2 separate regions of the Homo sapiens genome follow, and region 1 is linked to region 2. Evidence: chromatin loops called from intact Hi-C (ENCODE). Cell type or tissue: PC-3. All regions are shown on one strand.

What was found. A loop is a pair of places that touch in the nucleus more often than their neighbours do. Peaks named below come from ENCODE experiments on the same cell type or tissue, not always from the same donor. Only the 100,000 strongest peaks of a DNase experiment are listed, where the experiment ranks them.
Region 1: it touches region 2 in a loop (17-fold over the local background); 3 of 110 quality-filtered maps call a loop at or near these places.

What each region holds. Positions count from the first base shown.
Region 1 is chr3:22,085,032-22,093,031 of GRCh38, reverse strand. It overlaps a transcript of ZNF385D not described here. Among named protein-coding and RNA genes, the nearest start is that of ZNF385D-AS2, 130 kb to the right of the region's middle. In PC-3, CTCF peaks have their summits at 3,440 and 3,639 (motif pointing left); a DNase peak (open chromatin) is centred at 3,601.
Region 2 is chr3:22,681,935-22,689,934 of GRCh38, reverse strand. No RefSeq gene overlaps it. Among named protein-coding and RNA genes, the nearest start is that of UBE2E2-DT, 520 kb to the left of the region's middle. In PC-3, a CTCF peak has its summit at 4,129; a DNase peak (open chromatin) is centred at 4,134.

The sequences.
Region 1 (8,000 bases), 600 kb after region 2:
ATGACCTTCCTGCTCCTGGATGCTGGGCTCAGCTAAGTTTTGATAAGTTTATTTGCGTTAATTTTATTTAAATAACATTCAAAATATTATATCTAATTTGCTTTAGTAATTTCAAGAATAGATGAGTTATAAATAATAGAGAACTAAAAAATTAATAATTCCTGGAAGACTAACAATCAGACCTTAATGTTAGTACTTTCTTTTTTTCTCAAACTAAAAATATCAAAACTGTAAGAGGTATATCAGTCAGGATCCAGAAGATAAACATCAGGTTAAGGTTACCAGACAGTAATCTTAATATCAAAAATTATTAACTGTAAGAGGGGATTTGCTAGCAAAGAATAAACAGAACTGTTAATAATAGAGTAATAGCAAATTATAGGGGCCACTACCCATAAGGCTGAATTGATACATAATAGAAGCAAGAGGGTCTGGAACCAGCTTCCACACACCATACCGATCCAGATTCATTGGAGAGGGCATAGCCATGAACATCTGCATGGCAGGGTTTGCTGAGGCTGCAAAGTACTCAGGAAGATATCAGTAGAAGCCATCCACAGATAGGTGTCATACAAGCAGCACTCTGTCATGAAGGCAACTGATGGGGTTTCAGAGTCAGCACTGTCTGGATACCTGGAGCTGGCCCTGCAAAAGCTGTGGATGTGGCTGGACAGGCTTTGTAGAAACAAGCTGTGTTGTAGGAGCCAACGTCAAGAAGCATAAAAGAACCTGGGAGAGAAACCCATTCATCCTTCAATTTCCCCCTTAGTAGCTTCTACTAACAAAGCTTAACATTATCCTGACTGGCAAAGAAGGAATGTTTACAGGTTCCAGCCCCACTGTCAGAAATAAAGCAGTAAATTGTGAACTTTCAACCAAGAGACAATAAAGTGATGACTAGGACAGTGCATGCCTTTGGTTACTCAGTTTCCATATTCACTCTTCTATTCAATCTTGAACTTTTATTCAAAAGTGAAACAACTCTGTATTTCCACCTAATAAGTTATAAATGTTCTTCCTGAAAGTGAAGGTATTTTTCATCCTTTTCCAAAATGAGGTGACACAGTCCCAACAGTCATTGTATCCATTACTAGCTATATTAATTACTCCTCAAATTCCACCACAGTTCCACTAAATACTCTATGAAATAAAGACCAAGTTGTAAAGTTAACCACCTACCACTTGTATATAAAATAAAAACAGGAAGAAGGAGACATACAAATGTTTAGGTATACAAATAAAAACATGCATATAACAGGCAAAGAGAAAATAGACTTCTTAGTCTTGAAAGATTTACCATATGGTGCAGCCTTCCACAAATGGACCCAGTTTCTCCTTCAGTCGGGGGGCTCTGTGTCTGTGGACTGACTTAGGAAATAGGTGAGAAGCTGTTTCCATTTATGTCAGGGTTTCAGCTACATACCTAGAGGGCTTTTTTTTTCCTACTGGGTAGATAAAACAATAACTCTGGCAGGCTACTCATGTATTTCATTCCTAGGAACACAGTGTTCAGTGGACACTGCCGAAGATCTCTACAGACCAGGGTGTTCTGATTACTAGTCATCCCTGCCAGTTAGATATGCTCACTTTGTTCTTGATGATTATGTGCTATCTTTTGATTTCTGTTACCCCAGAGCCTGTTATCCCTGTTGAAATCAGGGAATCCATCCCAATGGCAGAATCCCCTACAGTATCTGGTCTGCAAAGCTGCTCAAGTTTCTTCACTAATGAATTTCTCAGTGCTATGGTTTATCATGCTGGACTGGTTTATCTTCACCAGTAGGCTCTGGTATCTCCATCTAGTTAAATGTCTGGAATCTTGGTGTCCAAGTTTCAGTCAATCAACCAAGTTAAGTTAGTTGTTAGAGCCACCTGCAGCTTTACAAGCTAACAAATCTGAAATCTCTAGTTAGTTTCCTATATCAAGGAATTCAGCCTTATCTAGTGTTATATTCTCTGCTTCTTGGCCTAACACCTGTTGAATCCACTCCCACACATGTCCCACCCCACCATGTTTCTATTGGTATATATTAGCATGGTCTTGCAATTCTTTTGCCATGTAGTCTTTTTGTATGGTGTATACCTGTTCCTCCTGAGCATGCTGTAACTTCACACTAGTTAGTTTGGGTCATAAGACCCTAACAAGGCATCTCCAACAGGTGAGGTTATTACAAGATTTGCAGGCCAAGGAAGGCTAGTCTCCTCAGGCATGGGAGAGCAAGCTACTTCTACTGGTACAGAGGCCTCAGAGTGGTTCGTACATTCAGTGTTGTCAATTTCATTTGGTTCAAACGTATGTCCCCCTTCCAAGTATCAAGATCTCATTCTTTTTCAATTGGTACCCTAAATTTCACATGAGAAATGGTGAATTTCACTGTTGTTGTAATTTACTCAACCCACAAAGTAAATATTGTGCAAATTTAGCAATATCGGTCCTGTGACTACACTAAATATTCTTTTATGGTTCTCATGGTGGCTCTCTGACCCTTAGGCTGTGAATTGAACTGAGAGCTTATTTTTTTTTTCTCTGTAAGAGCTCAGGGTCACTCAGAAAAATCTATCCCACACCATGCTCCTTATAATAATCATTATTACCATAAGGTCAAGGGCAGCAGTCACTTGGGCTCTTAAGTCACTGGCTTCAGTTGGCACTTTATCACAATATACCACAGGCAATAGTTTGATTAATTAATTGTGATGTCACACATGCCCTGGATTCCTAGTATCCCATTTCCCAGTAGTAAGAAGCTCAGCACTGCAATGAAGCATAGGAATAAATCAAAATATTCCCCAAATGTCATCATTGGAGGTCTATCTCCTGGGACCATTCCCAGAGCAGAAATTTTGTAGCAATTTGAACTGGAAAAGTTTACCATAAATAATTATTAATTACAAGCTGGGTGCTGTGGCTCACGCCTGCAATATCAGCACTTTGGGAGGCCGAGGAAAGTAGATCACAAGGTCAGGAGATCAAGACCATCCTGGCCAACATGGTGAAACCCTGTCTCTACTAAAATGCAAAAAAATTAGACTGGCATGGTGGCACGCGCCTGTAGTCCCAGCTACTCGAGAGGCTGAGGCAGGGGAATCGCTTGAACCCAGGAGGCAGAGGTTTCAGTGAGCCAAGATCATGCCACTGCAGCACTCCAGCCTGACCACAGAGCAAGACTCCATCTCAAATAAAATAAAATAAAAAATTGTTAATTACAAAATATGGGGTTGAAGTCATGGAGGATTTGTTAGTCATAATAAAGACTCTAAAAATATAAGAACAGCATATACAGGAAACAACTATTACCCTTTGGGCTGAGATAGCATGCTCAAAGAATAATGTTCAAGGAAAAATCATGAACTGGAAATCCCCCCCTTACTCAGGGCAGAGATCCAAACCTCACTGAGGAAGGTGCATCCATGGCTCACTGAATAGCAAAAAGGCCACGGAGGTCATGAGCTCTCCTGGGAGTTACTGTGTGCTGCTGGTCACCAGCCACTGTTAAAAGCACACTTACAGAAGCCATGCACACTGCTGGAGCCAGGTGTTGCAGAAATTGCGTGTACCGCAGGAGCCTGTCTTTGGGAACTCACAGGTACCAGGAAATAAAACCCTTTCTTCCTCCAGCGTCCTTTTAGTGCCCTCTACTGACAAAGCTTAATATCTACCAACATTATTACTGAATAATGAAGTGTATATTTGGACTAGAGAGTCAATTAATTTATGGCTCTCACAAAATGCTATATTAGGATTATATTTACAGATAATTTTTCCAAGCAAGTATAGACATGTACTGTAATATAATGTGAAGAAAGTAGGAGAGTATTTTTGCTAATGGTAAACAGTTTACAGACAGTTTTTTAAAAGCATATCTGCCATGCCTTCTCTTTGAACATTGTAAATATAGGGATCTAGCCAATTTACTCATGCCACACTTAGATGTGTGAAGAAAATGTATCTTTTTCTTGGTTATTTTTGCTTATTTGATTTTTCTTATGATCCCTACCTCCTGGGTAAGGGAAAAATAATACGATGTAAATGTTACAATTTACAATCTTCAATTAAATCTTTTAAGAGTGTTCTTTAAAAAAAGTCATTTTAAATAGATTGCTCAGTTTTTTTTCATCTCTGCTTCCTTACGGTCTTCTCTTGATGCTATTTAGGTATATGAGCAACACAACTTAGCTGCACTGGAGAAGGATTAATCTCAATTCTCATTGGTCACTGTTTTCTGGATTCTTATTGAATCTTACTGCAGTGTTGTCTGGTTTTCTTCTTTTACTACTAAGGTCTTATCTTGGGAATCTTTTGCTTTGTTAGTTTGTTGTTGTTTGTATTTTAATGGCACAGTAGCTTCTACCACTGCAGCTTATGTATGGTCCCACACAGCTCCATCCAAGGTTCTGGCACATCTACAAGTTATTGCTCTGTTCTCCCGGTGCCACTCCACTAGATCTCTTCTGGTTGGTGTCCATACTCAGGAGTACAAGAGCATTTTTAAGTCTCATGCAACAATTTCAGATGATTGCAAACTGGGAGTCTGGCCTCAGATTCATCCATACACATCTTTGCTCTCACACCACGTTGAATGGTGCCAGACTGAAGCCAGATCTCAAAGTGTCCTAGGATACAACAAAACAAGTGGCTCACCAGACTGAGTGTTACCAGGCCCCTGCACATACACTGGAATGTTTCTGAAGCTATCTATGAAGAGCAAGATGGGAAGGAGATTATTTAGAGCCCTCTCATGTTTTATCACATATTTTGTTTTTATTCTTCCAGATTTTGGATTTTCACTTTCTCCTTCAGCATTTGCTCATCGTGCCCATGTTAACATGCCTTGCAGCCTAATATCATGGGCAGAAGGGTATTCTCTCCTGCTTCAGAGAAAATCTGTATTTTCTGTCCTGCCTTCCATGCTTTGCGTTGATTTATTAAATTACTTAAATTTGTAAAATCCTCTTGTTTTAGACAAAGCTCTCCTTCAATACTAGCTGCTGAATCCGATTTTGAGTGTCAACAGCTGATCACTAACATTCTTTCTCTGTACATTTCTGTAACAACCCTAAACCTTTCCCAGTCAAATAAATGACACTGGCAGAAAATTAGAATGTTGATAAAAGGAAACATGAGAAAGAAAAGTCATTAATATAGTTCAAAACTATTATCCCTTTAATACAGGCTTTTGGATAATCATTCCTATACTCTGCTTTTTTTAAACTTTGATTATTCTCACTGTTACATCTTCTTTTTCCCATTATTAATAAATCACTAATTTCTAACTCACCTATCTGTTCCATAAGAAAAGCTTGACTTCAAGTAACAAAACCCAAAATAAAAATAATTAACAAAGTTGAAGTTTATTCTTGTTTCAAGTAAAAGTAGGTAGTCTTGAGATGGTGTGATAGCTCAAAAATCCCCAGGGATTCAGGTTCCTATCCTGTTGAAGAATCGTTACTAATAACTAATTTCCACCTCACAGTCCAAGAAAAATCTCCCTGGTTCCAGTCATCATGTTACATTTCAGCAAACAGGACCTAGGCAAAGGAAGGAGAAAGCATCATCCTTTCATTAAGTGACACTTCTTAGAATTTGAATACCTCATTTTCATATACTCCCTTTGGGGAGAACATAGTTCCATAACATATATGTTTTTAAGGGAGACTGAGTAATATCATCTTTTTATTTCTCTGAGTGTTCATGTGTTCAGAAAAAAATATAAATAAAAGGCTTAGAGGAAATGGATATGGGTAGACAATTAACATTCTGTCAAATGCCTATTTTATAGATGTGGCCACAGTGAAAAAAAAAGAGTTTATTGCTTAATTTTACTGTTTTGCTTGGAATATGACATACTTTTCAGTAATTTGTGACATCAAATAATGCTGTTTCAAAAAAGATCTCATAATTACACACTTTTCTAATTAACATGCTCCGATCAGAAAATTCTTTTTTTCTTTTTATTGTACTTTAAGTTCTAGGGTACATGTGCGTGCAGGTTTGTTACATATGTATGCGTGTGCCATGTTGGCGTCCTGCACCCATTAACTTGTCATTTACATTAGGTAATTCTCCTAATGCTATCCCTCCCCTCTCCCCCCACCCCACGACAGGACCTGGTGTGTGATGTACCCCACCCTGTGTCCAAGTGTTCTCATTGTTCAATTCCCACCTATGAGTGACAACATGCAGTGTTTGGTTTTCTGTCCTTGCAATAGTTTGCTCAGAATGATGGTTTCCAGCTTCATCCATGTCCCTACAAAGGACATGAACTCATCCATTTTTATGGCTGCATAGTATTCCATGGTGTATATGTGCCATATTTTCTTAATCCAGTCTATCATTGATGGACATTTGGGTTGGTTCCAAGTCTTTGCTATTGTGAATAGTGCCACAACAAACACAAATTACCTTGGGTATTATGACCATTTTCATGATATTGATTCTTCCTATCTATGAGCATGGAATGTTCTTCCATTTCTTTGTGTCCTCTTTTATTTCGTTGAGCAGTGGTTTGTAGTTCTCCTTGAAGAGGTCCTTCACATCCCTTATAAGTTGGATTCCTAGGTATTTTATTCTCTTTGAAGCAATTGTGAATGGGAGTTCACTCATGATTTGGCTCTCTGTCTGTTATTGGTGTATAGGAATGCTTGTGATTTTTGCACATTGATTTTGTATCCTGAGACTTTGCTGAAGTTGCTTATCAGCTTAAGGAGAATTTGGGCTGAGACTATGAGGTTTTCTAAATATACAATCATGTCATCTGCAAACAGAGACAATTTGACTTCCTCTTTTCCTAATTGAATACCCTTTATTTCTTTCTCTTGCCTGATTGCCCTGGCCAGAACTTCCAACACTATGTTGAATAGGAGTGGTGAGAGACAGCATCCCTGTCTTGTGCCAGTTTTCAAAGGGAATGCTTCCAGGTTTCGCCCATGCAGTATGATATGGGCTATGGATTTGTCATAAATAGCTCTTATTATTTTGAGATATGTGCCATCAACACCTAATTTATTGAGAGTTTTTAGCATGAAGTGTTGTTGAATTTTGTCGAAGGCCTTTTCTGCATCTATTGAGATAATCGTGGTTTCTATCATTGGTTGTGTTTATGTGATGGATTTCATTTATTGATTTGCATATGTTAAACCATCCTTGCAACTCAGGGATGAAGCTGACTTGATCATGGTGGATAATCTTTTTGATGTGCTACTGGATTCGGTTTGCCAGTATTTTATTGAGGATTTTTGCATTGATGTTCATCAGGAATATTGGCCTGAAAGTTTCTTTTTTTATTGTGTCTCTGCCATGTTTTGGTATCAGGATGATTCTGGCCTCATAAAATGAGTTAGGGTTTGGAATACTTTCAGAAGAAATGGTACCAGCTCCTCTTTGTACCTCTGGTAGAATTCGGCTGTGAATCCGTCTGGTCCTGGACTTTTTTTGGTTGGTAGGCTGTTAATTATTGCCTCAATTTCAGAGCCTGTTATTGGTCTATTCAGGGATTCAACTTCTTCCTGGTTTAGTCTTGGGAGGGTGTATGTGTCGAGGAATTTATCCATTTCTTCTAGATTTTCTAGTTTATTTGCATGGAGGTGTTTATAGTATTCTCTGATGATAGTTTGTATTTCCGTGGGATCGGTGGTGATATCGCCTTTATCAGTTTTTATTGCATCTATTTGATTCTTCTCTCTTTTCTTCTTTATTAGTCTTGTTAGAGGTCTATTTCATTAATCTTTTCAAAAAACCAGCTTCTGGATTCATTGATTTTTTGAAGGGTTTTTTATGATTCTATCTCCTTCAGTTCTGCTCTGATCTTAATTCTATTTATTGTCTTCTGCTAGCTTTTGAATTTGTTCGCTCTTGCTTCTCTAGTTTATTCTTAATTGTGATGTTAGGGTGTCGATTTTAGATCTTTCCTGCTTTCTCTTGTGAGCATTTAGTGCTATAAATTTCCCTCTACACACTGCTTTAAATGTGTCGCAGAGATTCTGATATGTTGTGTCTTTGT
Region 2 (8,000 bases):
GTGTTTGGTTTTTTGTCCTTGCGATAGTTTACTGAGAATGATGATTTCCAATTTCATCCATATCCCTACAAAGGACATGAACTCATCATTTTTTGTGGCTGCATAGTATTCCATGGTGTATATGTGCCACATTTTCTCAATCCAGTCTATCGTTGTTGGACATTTGGGTTGGTTCCAAGCCTTTGCTATTGTGAATAGTGCCGCAATAAACATACGTGTGCATGTGTCTTTATAGCAGCATGACTTATAGTCCTTTGGGTATATACCCAGTAATGGGATGGCTGGGTCAAATGGTATTTCTAGTTCTAGATCCCTGAGGAACTGCCACACTGACGTCCACAATGGTTGAACTAGTTTACAGTCCCACCAACAGTGTAAAAGTGTTCCTATTTCTCCACATCCTCTCCAGCACCTGTTGTTTCCTGACTTTTTAATGATTGCCATTCTAACTGGTGTGAGATGGTATCTCATTGTGGTTTTGATTTGCATTTCTCTGATGGCCAGTGATGGTGAACATTTTTTCATGTGTTTTTTGGTTGCATAAATGTCTTCTTTTGAGAAGTGTCTGTTCATGTCCTTCACCCACTTTTTGATGGGGTTGTTTGTTTTTTTCTTGTAAATTTGTTTGAGTTCATTGTAGATTCTGGATATTAGCCCTTTGTCAGATGAGTAGGTTGCGAAAATTTTCTCCCATTTTGTAGGTTGCCTGTTCACTCTGATGGTGGTTTCTTTTGCTGTGCAGAAGTTCTTTAGTTTAATTAGATCCCATTTGTCAATTTTGTCTTTTGTTGCCATTGCTTTTGGTGTTTTAGACATGAAGTCCTTGCCCATGCCTATGTCCTGAATGGTATTGCCTAGGTTTTCTCCTAGGGTTTTTATGGTTTTAGGTCTAACGTTTAAGTCTCTAATCCATCTTGAATTAATTTTTGTATAAGGTGTAAGGAAGGGATCCAGTTTCAGCTTTCTACATATGGCCAGCCAGTTTTCCCAGCACCATTTATTAAATAGGGAATCCTTTCCCCATTGCTTGTTTTTCTCAGGTTTGTCAAAGATCAGATAGTTGTAGATAGGCAGCGTTATTTCTGAGGGCTCTGTTCTGTTCCATTGATCTATATCTCTCTTTTGGTACCAGTACCATCCTGTTTTTGTTACTGTAGCCTTGTAGTATAGTTTGAAGTCAGGTAGCGTGATGCCTCCATCTTTGTTCTTTTGGCTTAGGATTGTCTTGGCGATGCGGGCTCTTTTTTCTTTCCATATGAACTTTAAAGTAGTTTTTTCCAATTCTGTGAAGCAAGTCATTGGTAGCTTGATGGGGATGGCATTGAATCTATAAATTACCTTGGGTGGTATGGCCATTTTCACGATATTGATTCTTCCTACCCATGAGCATGGAATGTTCTTCCATTTGTTTGTATCCTCTTTTATTTCATTGAGCAGTGCTTTGTAGTTCTCCTTAAAGAGGCCCTTCACATCCCTTGTAAGTTGGATTCCTAGGTATTTTATTCTCTTTGAAGCAATTGTGAATGGGAATTCACTCATGATTTGGCTCTCTGTTTGTCTGTTATTGGTGTAACAGAATGCTTGTGATTTTTGCACATTGATTTTGTATCCTGAGACTTTGCTGAGGTTGCTTATCAACTTAAGGAGATTTTGGGCTGAGACAATGGGGTTTTCTAGATATACAATCATGTCATCTGCAAACAGGGACAATTTGACTTCCTCTTTTCCTAATTGAATACCCTTTATTTCCTTCTCCTGCCCGATTGCCCTGGCCAGAACTTCCAACACTATGTTGAATAGGAGTGGTGAGAGACGGCATCCCTGTCTTGTGCCAGTTTTCAAAGGGAACACTTCGTTTTTGCCCATTCAGTATGATATTGGCTGTAGGTTTGTCATAGATAGCTCTTATTATTTTGAGATACATCTCATCAATACCTAATTTATTGAGAGTTTTTAGCATGAAGCGTTGTTGAATTTTGTCAAAGGCCTTTTCTGCGTCTATTGAGATAATCATGTGGTTTTTGTCTTTGGTTCTGTTTATATGCTAGTTTACATTTATTGATTTGCGTATATTGAACCAGCTTCGCATCCCAGGGATGAAGCCCACTTGATCATGGTGGATAAGCTTTTTGATGTGCTGCTGGATTTGGTTTGCCAGTATTTTATTGAGGATTTTTGCATCAATGTTCATCAGGGATATTGGTCTAAAATTCCCTTTTCTAGTGGTGTCTCTGCCCGGCTTTGGTATCAGGATGATGCTGGCCTCATAAAATGAGTAGGAAGGATTCCCTCTTTTGCTATTGACTGGAATAGTTTCAGAAGGAATGGTACCAGTTCCTCCTTGTACCTCTGGTAGAATTTGGCTGTGAATCCATCTGGTCCTGGACTTACAAGAGATATTTTGATATGGGCATGCAATGTGTAATAATCACTTCAAGGTAAATGGGATATCCATCACCTCAAACATTTATCCTTTGTGTTACAAATAATTTAATTATACTCTTTTAGTTATTTTTAAATGTGCAATTAGTATTGACTATAATTACCCTGTTGCACTATCAAATACTAATTTTCATTTATTCTTTATATATTTTTTGTACCAATTAACCATACCTACTCCCTCCCCCATGTTGATGATTGTCTTTCTCCTATCTCCATTAGTTCAATTCTTTTTTTTTTTTTTTAAGTGAGAACATGTGATGTTTTTCTTTCTGTGCCTGGCTTATCTCACATAACTTAATGTCCCCCAGTTCCATTCATGTTGTTGCAAACGACAGGATCTCATTCTCTCTCTCTTTTTTTTATGGCTGAATAGGACTCCATTGTGTATATGTACATCATTTTCTTTATCCTTTCATCTGTTGATGGATGCTTAGGTTGCTTCCAAATCTTAGCTATTGTATACAGTGCTACAGCAAACACTGGAGTGCAGGTATCTCTTCAATATACTAATTTTCTTCCTGTTGAGTATGTACCTTAAAGGTAGGATTGCTGGATCATATGGTAGCTCTATTTTCAGTTTTCTGAGGAACTTTCAAACTGTTCTCCATAGTGACTGTACTAATTTACATTTGGGGGTGAGAAATTTCTATGCAGAGTGAAAAACATGTAAAACCACTGAGGTAGAAGGAATATGGCACATAAGAGGCACATAGAAGATAGCATCATATAAAGTCCAATTTATCTGGAAAGTCAAAAGGGAAAGGAAAATAATATGAGATGAATTTTGAGAGGCAGGCAGGGCTGAAGCAACAAAGGACTTATCAACAGGGTATGCAAGTAGCAACAGGGTATGCAAATGTAAACAGGGACAGTCCCTGTTTACATTTGCCTTGGAATAATTTTTAATATTTCCCCACCACACACACACACACACACACACACACACACACAAACACACACACACTCATGCACGCACACACTCCTCTTAAAAGTGTACTGGTTTTGACAATACATTTTATGGATATTTTACTTTTAGGCAACATTAAGGATTTCAATCTTTAAGAACAATGGAGAATGTTTTCTGTTTGTTTTGAATCAGTGAAGTGTCATGTTTATATTTGTATTTTATAAAGAGAATGCTCAATAATTTTGAGAGTAATCATTTGATTGCTAATTGGCAAACTGAATGACATCATTCCAAGGGAGAGACAAATGACAGCTTAGAGGAGAAAAGTTACTCTCAATGGAAATGAAAGAAATGGATGAACCAAAGATATATTTAGAAAGTAAATTAGCTCAGGGTGATGAACTTTATAGGTTAGAGGAAAGGGAGTTATTGGCTCCTGAGTTTCTGGATGAACACAATTTGCTAAGCTGAAATACCAAGTAAGAGAACCAATATCTGGAGGGAAAACCACAAGTTTGTTTTGGGATAATTTGAGTTTGAAGTGCTTTTGAATTATCCAAGTAAGGGAGGTTAAATACGATAAGTGTGTTTGAAACTCAGATATCAGGGCCAGAGATGTGAATCTATTGCCAATGGCGTGGAGCCTACAACTTCGATGTAAGTGCCTAGAAGAGGGTTTCTTAATCTCTGCACCATTGACATTTTGGGCTGGTTAATACTTTGTTGTAGGGGAGCTACTCTGTGCATTGTGCATCTTATAGCAGGATCCCAGCTGTCTCCCCTAGATGTCAGTAGTACACCTTCCCCAGCTGTGATCATCAAAAATGTCTCCAGATATTGCCAAATGTCCCTGGGTGGGGTGAGGGGAAAAACCTCCTCCTGTTGAATATCAGGCCTGGAGTTACAGTATAGTGTGAAAGAGGGGCCTAAGATAGAGTCTTGAGGTCTCTTACATTTAAATGGCTAAGTAGAGGAAATAAAAGAAAAGGTCAGAGAAGTAGAAGAAGCCAGATGATTGTCGTGTACCAGTCAGTTATTGTCATAATAATGCCATGTAACATAATGTTATGTGCTGACTTGTGTCCTTCCAAAATTCATATGCTGAAGCCCTAAATGACAGTACCTCAGAATGTGACTGTGTTTGGAGATAAATCCTTTAAAGAGGTTATTAAGTTAAAATTAGACAGTTGACTGGTGTCCTTATAAGACAATAACATTTGGACACACAAAGAGACACCAGAAATGCATATGCACAAAGAAAAAAACACAAGAGGATGCAGTCAGAAGGCAGCCATCTGCAATTTTCAGATAAACCTGTTAATACCTTAATCTTGAATCTTTAGCCTTCAGAATTGGGGAAATATAAATTTATATTGTTTAAATCACCCAGTCTGTGGTATTTTATGTCAGTCTGTGGAAATACACACATCAGCCCCAAAATCCATGGTTAAAAGAACCATCATTTATGCTTATAATTTGGCTGGGGTATATGGCCAATCTGTGGCTAGATAGCTCTGCTTCAGGCTGTGATGACTGGGGTGGCTCTACTTTGAATGAAAATCTTGGAGTTGGCTGCTGAGGTTCTGCTTTGTGTATCTCTCCGTAAGACAGGGCCAGCTGGAGTGTGTTTCCTTGACAGAAGTATGAATACAAGAGAATAAGTTGCTAGATTGGAACTGATGCACTGTCATTTCCAAATAATTCATTCCATGGCCAAAGTAGACACTTAGAGAAACCGAAAGTCTAGGAGGTATGGAAATATACTCTGACCATGTTGAGACTGTGGGGAAGGTACCGATGCAGGGCAGTGTGAAGCATTGAAGGCAATAATTCAACTGTTTATATTTGGCAGAGAGGCCGAGGAATTATATTTTCCAGACAGAAGGGCGTAGTCATCAGTGTTGAGTAAAATGGAGAGGTTATGGGTCGTGTAAGATGACTGTGAATGCCCAGTAGTTTTGACAACAAGATGGTAACTGGTAAATTAAATTTAATGAGGAATTCTGTGTATGCGTATGGAATGATAGAGGTGGGAGCCTTAGCTAAAACCAGGATTGAATTGTCAAATTAGACTCATATATATCTGATATCATACTCCATGTCCAGCTTTCCAAATAATTCAGGGATGTAGGCAATCAAGAAACAGAGACAAATAAGAGAGGTGTCTGAGACATCTCACATGGTTACACTGGCACTTTCTTCCTTTGTTGCTTTTGTGCTCTCTGGTTCTGGGTAAAAAATGGGACCTCCAAGTGAGGAGATAATTACCTCACATAGCAGAGTGTATTTATGTGGCTAATTCTATAATGCTGATAATTATACAGGTTGCCTGACATTCTCCAGGCAGCCATGCCTCACATAACTGATATTAGATTTATTTATTATCAGTAATCCTTAACCAAAGACATCTTGCTAAGGCCTTTGTATATATAAAGACTACTAGCAAATATTAGTCTATTTACCCAGAGGTCCATTTGAAGAGGAAATTAGACCAGGTTATCTGCCTTCTTTTCCTTCCCCAGAGGGAAGAAAACTTGTCCTGTAAACAAATATGAGGTGGAGAGCAAGACTGTAAGCTAGATGTCAAAACCTTCTCTGAGTGATACACCATGATCTAGAAGTTTATAATGACTGCAGCTGGGAGGGAAAGTGGATGATCAAGTCACATAATGTCTTTCATATCCCTAGAGCTTAAAAAAAACTATTGACACTCAACACTAGCTCTTTAAGTATCTATTGAATGAGTTAAGGCATAAATGAATGAATGAGTCTCAGAGGGACAGAATTTTCTACAAGAGTGTGAGTAGTGAGTGTGAGCAGCATTTGGGAGGCAGGAGGATAACAATCTCTCTACTAAACCCTGACGTACATGCTGTACACAGACTAAAGATCCATTATTTTGAGAGCTATAGAAGGAATCACATGTGAGGAGAGAGCTGAGCTTTTAAGGCAAGAAAGTAGAACATCAGAGAAGAGGTTGAACATAGTTGCTGGTGCTCTAGAGGGCAGAGTGAAGGTCTCGGAAGGCAGGAGGAAGCAGGGAACTCAAGTGTAAGAACATGCAGCATCTGTATGGATGATGTGCTCAAGAATCAACTTTCTGGGGCAAGAGAGCATTGGGGCTTTTATCTTGGAGTTTGACTAATAAAAATAGGGATGGCTGCCTTGATAAACTTAATCTTATTTTGTGGAGAGATTCTGGTTATCTCTTCCTTAGTCTCTAATTCTAATTTTTATTTACCTAAACTCGGAGAAAGAACACTGGTCATGGTTCAATAGAACAGAATGATTTAGTATTTAGTATTTGGTAATGTCCTTTCACTCAAAGCAAAATATGTCTCCTGAATTAAAGCAGGTACGTTTTCTCTCAGCCATGATGACGTAGAATTCTATAGTACTGTGCTCAGCTTAATTTTTAAAAATCCTTTCTCGTACTCATGGACATGTAAATCAAAGTTTTCTCATTTATGTATCAAAACTACCACTCCTCTGTCTTAGTAGCTGTATGTTACTGGATGATCATTTAATCTCTGTGAGCTTCAGCTTCCTTGTTTTTAGAATAGTGCCTATTACATTTAACTTGTAAAGTTTGGGGAGGAATATAATGAAATTCTAGACATAAAAGTAAACAGTGCAGAACATGGTATATAATTAGTACTCTCCTACCTTTTGGTAGGTTGATATTTAGCAACTATATCTTCAGGCCTCTTCCTTATATATATTTTTCTGGAGATAATGGGGGTATGGGACCTAAGTATCCTTATGATTAAAGAGTTTATCCTTAAATTCAGTTTTGTAGAACAATTAGAGGGAAGAGAAAAAGACAGTCATGACAGAAAAACATCAATTTGAGCAATACTCCCTCTTCTTAGGAGTTTAATGGATGGTTTTTCTCTACCAACCTAATAACTCTTTGAAGGGGCTCAAATTTTCAGAGAGAGCATAAGGAGCCTACTGTTCTTTTCTGTAAGCCACAAAGAATATGGTTATTTAATAGGAAGCAGTAATGACTTCTTTCACATTCTTAATGCAAGAACATATTTTATATCTGTAGGTATTCCTATTTTACTCTCCATGGCACCTTAAGAGTTGATAAATGAAATTTGACATTTGGAGGCTTTTAAAGGGAAAAATATCTATATGTCAATACATCATTGCTTCACACATTGTACTGAGTCTATACACTTTTTGAGGATAATATGCTTTCGTTGGTTTCAAGTTACCAAAGAGAACATCACGTAGTAATTTCCTCCTACTGTTACCTAAGATACATGTGGATTACAGAGTAATTGGCTGCTACTTTTAGCAAAGAATCAGGTTATAGGTAATTTCATTAAAGTAAGCAATAGTTATAGACTGCCCTCTCTTCTTGCATCTAATGCAGTTGCAGGAAGTATTAAATTTAATTCAATTCCTTAAAGGTTATGAAATATTCATGGCACTAATGACTGTAGTTATTCTGTAGCTCTGCATTTCACCCAGTGTTAAGTCCTATAAAGCCATCCTGTTCCATGGACGGTATGTCAAGGCCACCTTTTCTCTGATACAGCTTTGGAACACTTAATGAATGCACAACATTTCAAGGAGGTTGTGTGGAACAAAGCTGTAATTACAATAAAGTTGTAACTAGTCCTCAAAGTGTTGCCTATAT